2 separate regions of the Homo sapiens genome follow, and region 1 is linked to region 2. Evidence: read pairs that join two places in POLR2A ChIA-PET (ENCODE). Cell type or tissue: PC-9. All regions are shown on one strand. Each heading gives the region's core, and the rest is flanking DNA. Links, peaks and the distances in the headings are about the cores only. Region 1 overlaps GALNT7 (polypeptide N-acetylgalactosaminyltransferase 7). Region 2 has its middle 48 kb from the start of GALNT7.

Region 1 (2,822 bases), core at 242-2,741, 61 kb before region 2:
TGCCTGGCCGCCCCGTCTGAGAAGTGAGGAGCCCCTCCACCCGGCAGCCGCCCCGTCTGGGAAGTGATGAGCGTCTCCGCCCGGCAGCCGCCCCGTCTGGGAGGTGGGGGACAGTCCCCGCCCGGCCAGCCGCGCCGTCAGGGAGGTGGGGGGCAGTCCCTGCCAGGCCAGCCGCCCCGTCCGGGAGGTGGGGGGCAGACCCCGCCCGGCCGCCGCCCCGTCTGGGAGGTGGGGGGGCGCTTCTGCCCGGCCGCCCCGTCTGGGAGGTGTACCCAACAGCTCATTGAGAACGGGCCATGATGACGATGGCGGTTTTGTCGAATAGAAAAGGGGGAAATGTGGGGAAAAGAAAGAGAGATCAGATTGTTACTGTGTCTGTGTAGAAAGAAGTAGACATAGGAGACTCCATTTTGTTCTGTACTAAGAAAAATTCTTCTGCCTTGGGGAAAAAAAAAAAATTAAGCCCACGTCAACCCAGGAAAATTTGCAGTCCTTTGACAGAAAGGAGCCTTGTGCCAGAAAACCCAATCCCTAATCTTTCTCCCATTCCTGCTCAATCACTGATCTTTACATTTCATCATTCATCCCTCTCAAGACCTGTGGTATTTCAAAGGATATAACAGCCTATTAATGCAGCTTTAAAAAAAAAAAAAAAGTGCAGCGTGTGAGAGGAATAGTGGGAGGGGGTGCACAGAGATGACACAGAGAACACATTTTTTTTAAGTTCCATTATCTCTAATTTTAGAAATGAAATTTTATTTTCTCATTATCACTGGCTCAAGAGTTAAAGGTTCGGTTACCTTTTACCTTTAATTAAAAAGTATCAGGTACACAGAGAAAAAGCAGTGTGTGTGTGTGTGTGTGTGTGTGTGTGTGTGTGTGTGTGTGTGTGTTTATGTGTGTGGATTATGAGTAACCTGCTAGCCTCACCATTCAAAGGTTTGGTTATCTTTAATTTAAAAGTATCAGGTACATAGAGAAAAAGCAGAGTGTGTGTGTGTGTGTGTGTGTATTATGAGTAACCTGCTAGCCTCATCATTCAAAGGTTTGGTTATCTTTAATTTAAAAGAATCAGGTACATAGAGAAAAAGCTGTGTGTGTGTGTGTGTGTGTGTGTGTATTATGAGTAACCTACTAGCCTCATCATTCAGAGGCAACACGCTGTTGTGTCTGTGTGTGTGTGTGTGTGTGTGTGTGTATTAAGAGTAACCTGCTAGCCTCATCATTCGGGGCAACACGCTGTGTGTGTGTGTGTGTGTGTGTGTGTGTGTGTGTATTATGAGTAACCTGCTTGCCTCATCATTCAGAGGCAACACGCTGTGTGCCCACATGGCAAGTTTACTTTTTCTAGCTACCTGCAGTCAATAAAATATACAACTGACATTTTTTATCCTTAAAATAATCATTCTTACTTTTAGCACCCACTGGAACCCAAAAGAAACTGACCAATGAATCACTCAAATTCCAGGCCTCATAATCAGAGAAAGGAATCCACTGTTCCAAGGGAGAAAAAAATAGATTGTAGTTATTTTTAAAAAGAATTAAAGGAATAGTAGGAAAAGTATCTCAATTCACCAGAAAACAAAAATACTGAACAAATGTATATTACTTTTGCTCTTACCTTAAGTTTTCTAATTTTCTATATTTAAAAAAGCATCTATTCCTTAACTGACACTTACAACTTCCTTTTAGTTATTCTTTCTGCATTTATAAATGCAGAATCATAAATCATTACACAAGACATGTTATTTTTAAACATAAGTACCTGTCACTTAAGCTAAAGAAGTAGTTGCAAATAAGAATAAATGTTTCAAGCCATTCATTTATCTTTAGGAAGTGATTTTTGCCAACATATAAGAAAGATTTTAACATTTACTTTTATCTTACTGTTACCAGTTAACAGAGCGGTGGTCAAGGATGATAACTGCTTCTTACAAAACATGATTTTACCACTGTGAAACTATTAGACTCTCTGGCTGTGATTCACTTTCCATTTAGTCATAGTGTATAGGCTGATCAAACAAGAGTGGCTGTACTCTTCTTGCAGTCATAATTAATGGAAAGTAAGACGAAGCCGCATTCATTAAAACCTTCCTCAGATTTTCAAATAGGACACTGGGAAAAATAATATGAGAATGACCATACAGTATATATGTATTTTGACCAATACTTGGATGATACCGGCAGTTCCTTTCTCAGGCTAAGCAAACAGCAGGACCTGGGAAAAGCCATGGTATTTTCAGCTTTATTATGTCTGTAGGTGATTCCACTCTTCAAAATTTTCAAAGTTAACAACTGTGCTTTCACGTACCCTACATTTATTTTAAAATAGAAGTGTTACATGTGCCATGATTTAGAGTCTAAATGTTAGCTATAAGAAGAGGAATAGAGTTATCTTAATTTCATACAGAAAATGTATTTCTTTAAAATACCAAGGTATTTAAAAATCATCCTTTCTTAGTATATTTTTAGAATAGAGAATTTTAGAAAATTATTTACTAAAGTATTTTTTTCTCTACTACCATGATCTCCCTGGACTGTAAGCAAATTTATTTTCACTGATCACTAAAAGGGAAACATTCTCCAGCCTCTTTGACGAACACTGGACTTAGAATTTCCTCTGAGGCCATCACACAGGGAGCAACAGTTAACGAAACTGCAGGCCTGTATATCCCCATTCCAGCAATCTTCTGCTTAAATGTTCAAATATAATTATATATTTTAAGTGATAAAAATTTCCAATCTTGACAGTAATCTTTTAGTTTAAGAACATCTACCACAGTAGAAAAATCTGCATGTGTAAAGTAATAAAATTTCAGTCA
Region 2 (2,822 bases), core at 68-2,567:
CTATAATCCCAGCACTTTGGGAGGCCGAGGCAGGCGGATCACTTGAGGAGAGGAAATTCTTTAATTAGCAGAACTCTGGTTAACACCTGCAGAAAATCTCGTCTTCATTATTGTGCCTAAAATCATCAGGTTCAGATTCTTTTCTACTCTGCCTGGAGGGTCTGGCAGCATGAACAAAAGACCGTAGTAGCTTTAGTGGCCTCCTGGAGAACATTACCAACTGTCACTGAATTACTTTGATTCCGAATTTGGGGAGTTGCTCTCCCACTCATCCTCATTCATAAATGAATTGGGATTCATAGTCTTGCTTCTTTGGATTTATGTTTCCGCTTTATCTTTTCCTCCAAAATTCTAAATATAGGAGTAAATACAGAGTCCTAGGGATGACCTTCAGGGAGGTGCCTAATATAGTTTTTGAAGGGCCAGGAAGTCTTCTTGCAGGAAGTGACAGGGGTTGGCCAAGTCAGGAAAGGATTTTCTAGGTGGAGGGAACAGTGTGTGCAAAGGCACAGAGGCAGGCAAATGCATGAGCAATTTGGAGAAATGCAAGACTGCATGGTTCCCAGGGCTTATCCTGTACAAACATCCTCAGGTATTAAGGATGAGAGATCAGGTGTGTTGTTATTAAGGCCACATTGGTTGTGTATTGCTAGCATGTATTGCAGTTGATTAGTGCCTGGGGTGAGCAACCATCCCAATTTGCCCAGGAGTGTCCCAGTTTTAACACTGAGATTCCCATGTCCCAGAAAAGCCCTTAGTTCCAGACAAACTAAGGCCATTGATCACTGTATATTGTTACAGCAGTTGTTAAATATTTTGGACATCACCCCTGCCTTTAATATATGTGCAATCATATATATAATGTATTACATACACACACACACACATTCTTGAGTCCTTATTTTACAAGGTTATAGCTTTACATACTCTTCTTTTAGTTTTGAGCAGGATTTCTACCTAGATACTGCATTCTCATGTATCATCTAAGATGACCTCCTCTCCCCTTGACAGTGTAAAGTATTTTTCCATACATGTAGTCTCTGAGGCATCTTGAACTTTCCTTTCCTGCTATCAGATGAGCTCCCCTCAAGGATCTTTGAAGAACTCTCTTCAGACTTTTCTGCTTAGAGGAAATTCCTTTTTAGCCTCAAAAGATAGCTGGCTGTATTAAAAGAAGTGCTGCTATGACTGGAATGTTTGAAGATTGCTCCAGAAATTGTGGCTTCGTTTTAGTTTTAATTTTAGTTTCTGAATTACGTATTTAATATAGACCAATTTGCAAGAATAGCAGATATCCCAGCTGATTTCTGTAGCAGGCAGAAGTGTTCTTCCTATCTGCTGTTCTCTGAGCCAAACAGCTGTGCTTTGAATCTGCTCCCCGGGCAGCTGCCTTATGCTGTGACCCTCCCAGCACACTTCCTGCTTGATTGCCACACCTGGAAGCCCAGAATGTCACTGGACTGACTGAAGCAGGCAATGCATACCACAGAGAAGTCTGTCATTGCTCCTTCTTACACATGTCTGAAACTTACAGACATCGTAAATGATTTGCCAAAATTTAAATGTCTACATAGAATTGTGGTAGGCCTGCTTAATGGTAAATGCATATTCTATGTTTGAAAAATGTTTCACTTTGTTGTAGGCCGAAGCATTAATCTGTAACTCTATGAGTTCTGGTAACTTATCTCCAAGCTTGCTAAGTTGTTGTCATTATTATTATTATTATTATTATTATTATTATTATTATTATTATTGTTTTGCTGGAAAATCAGCTTTGGAAACACAGCAGGATGAATAACGGCCCAAGTTCATGTCCCAAGGAATTCATGCTCCACTGTTGTCCCCAGAGTCACATTTCCCATGTCTTAGCCTTTGCCAAATCCATACCAACAAAAAAAAGCTATACAGTTTCCTCTACTTTGGTCTGTTATGTCTGCTAATTATTTACTAGTTAATTCACCAAATATTCATGAAACTCTCCCATGTGGCAGACACTGACAGGAACATCCCCACCCCTGCTGTCCAAATGTTGGTGGCAATTCCAGACCACCTTGGGAGGCTTGTATTTTGGGGAATATACGAGTCAACCCACATTACATATTTCCAAGTTCCATCCCTATTTTTCAGTGTTTTTGAGGAGGAAATCTAAATACAGTACCTCAGATCATGAAAAAATTACTTTCTTTCCATTGGAGTGGTATATTTTTAGAGTTTAAAAGGGATTTGGCAAACCTGTGGTCATACTCTTTCAAGGCTGTCTTTTTCTCTTCATTTACATGGACTTTTACCTATCTGTGGTTATTTGCCTCTCTGCTTTTCCCTATTATTCCTGGAAGGCAGGGCTGGGTCATATTAATTGTAGAATTCCCAACATTTGGTTAGGTGTGCAAAAGATGCTAAAAAGTCGATTGGAAAACAATTGCATGAATCACTTACCCCAGAGAGGTAAGTGATCTGTTTAAAGTCAAAAACTAATTGGTGATTTCTGTGTGTACCCCAGTAACGTGTAATTAGGACCATATAAGCCCAGTAATGAGAAGGCTCAAAGTCAGCCCAACCAAGACTGGGTGAAAGGCATGAGTCAGACAGACACGCAAGTCTGGACAGACAAGCCAAGTGAACATGAATTATTGCCTCCTTATAATAAAAGGACCTGAAAAATTGAGGATTTATGGGTGGAGTTGAATGAAATGAAAAGCAAATAAATGCCTGGTCTAATCTGTGAAAGAAGCAGGAAGAATCTTGAAGAAAACTGATACTCTGCATTTTTTTAATCAGAAGGTTAAGGAGAGGAATCTGCTAATCTGAAAAAAATTTTGATA

What was found. ChIA-PET counts read pairs that join two places held together with the same protein. Peaks named below come from ENCODE experiments on the same cell type or tissue, not always from the same donor. Only the 100,000 strongest peaks of a DNase experiment are listed, where the experiment ranks them.
Region 1: POLR2A ChIA-PET joins it to region 2 with 5 read pairs; 2 of 35 experiments call an interaction of 5 or more read pairs at or near these places.

The regions. Positions count from the first base shown.
Region 1 is chr4:173,181,115-173,183,936 of GRCh38, reverse strand. All of the region lies in intron 1 of GALNT7 (polypeptide N-acetylgalactosaminyltransferase 7), which reads right to left. Among named protein-coding and RNA genes, the nearest start is that of GALNT7-DT, 13 kb to the right of the region's middle. In PC-9, for the core only: no CTCF peak of the experiment used is centred there; DNase peaks (open chromatin) are centred at 1,426 and 1,976; H3K27ac peaks cover 2,181 bases.
Region 2 is chr4:173,119,787-173,122,608 of GRCh38, reverse strand. No RefSeq gene overlaps it. Among named protein-coding and RNA genes, the nearest start is that of GALNT7, 48 kb to the left of the region's middle. In PC-9, for the core only: no CTCF peak of the experiment used is centred there; a DNase peak (open chromatin) is centred at 1,438.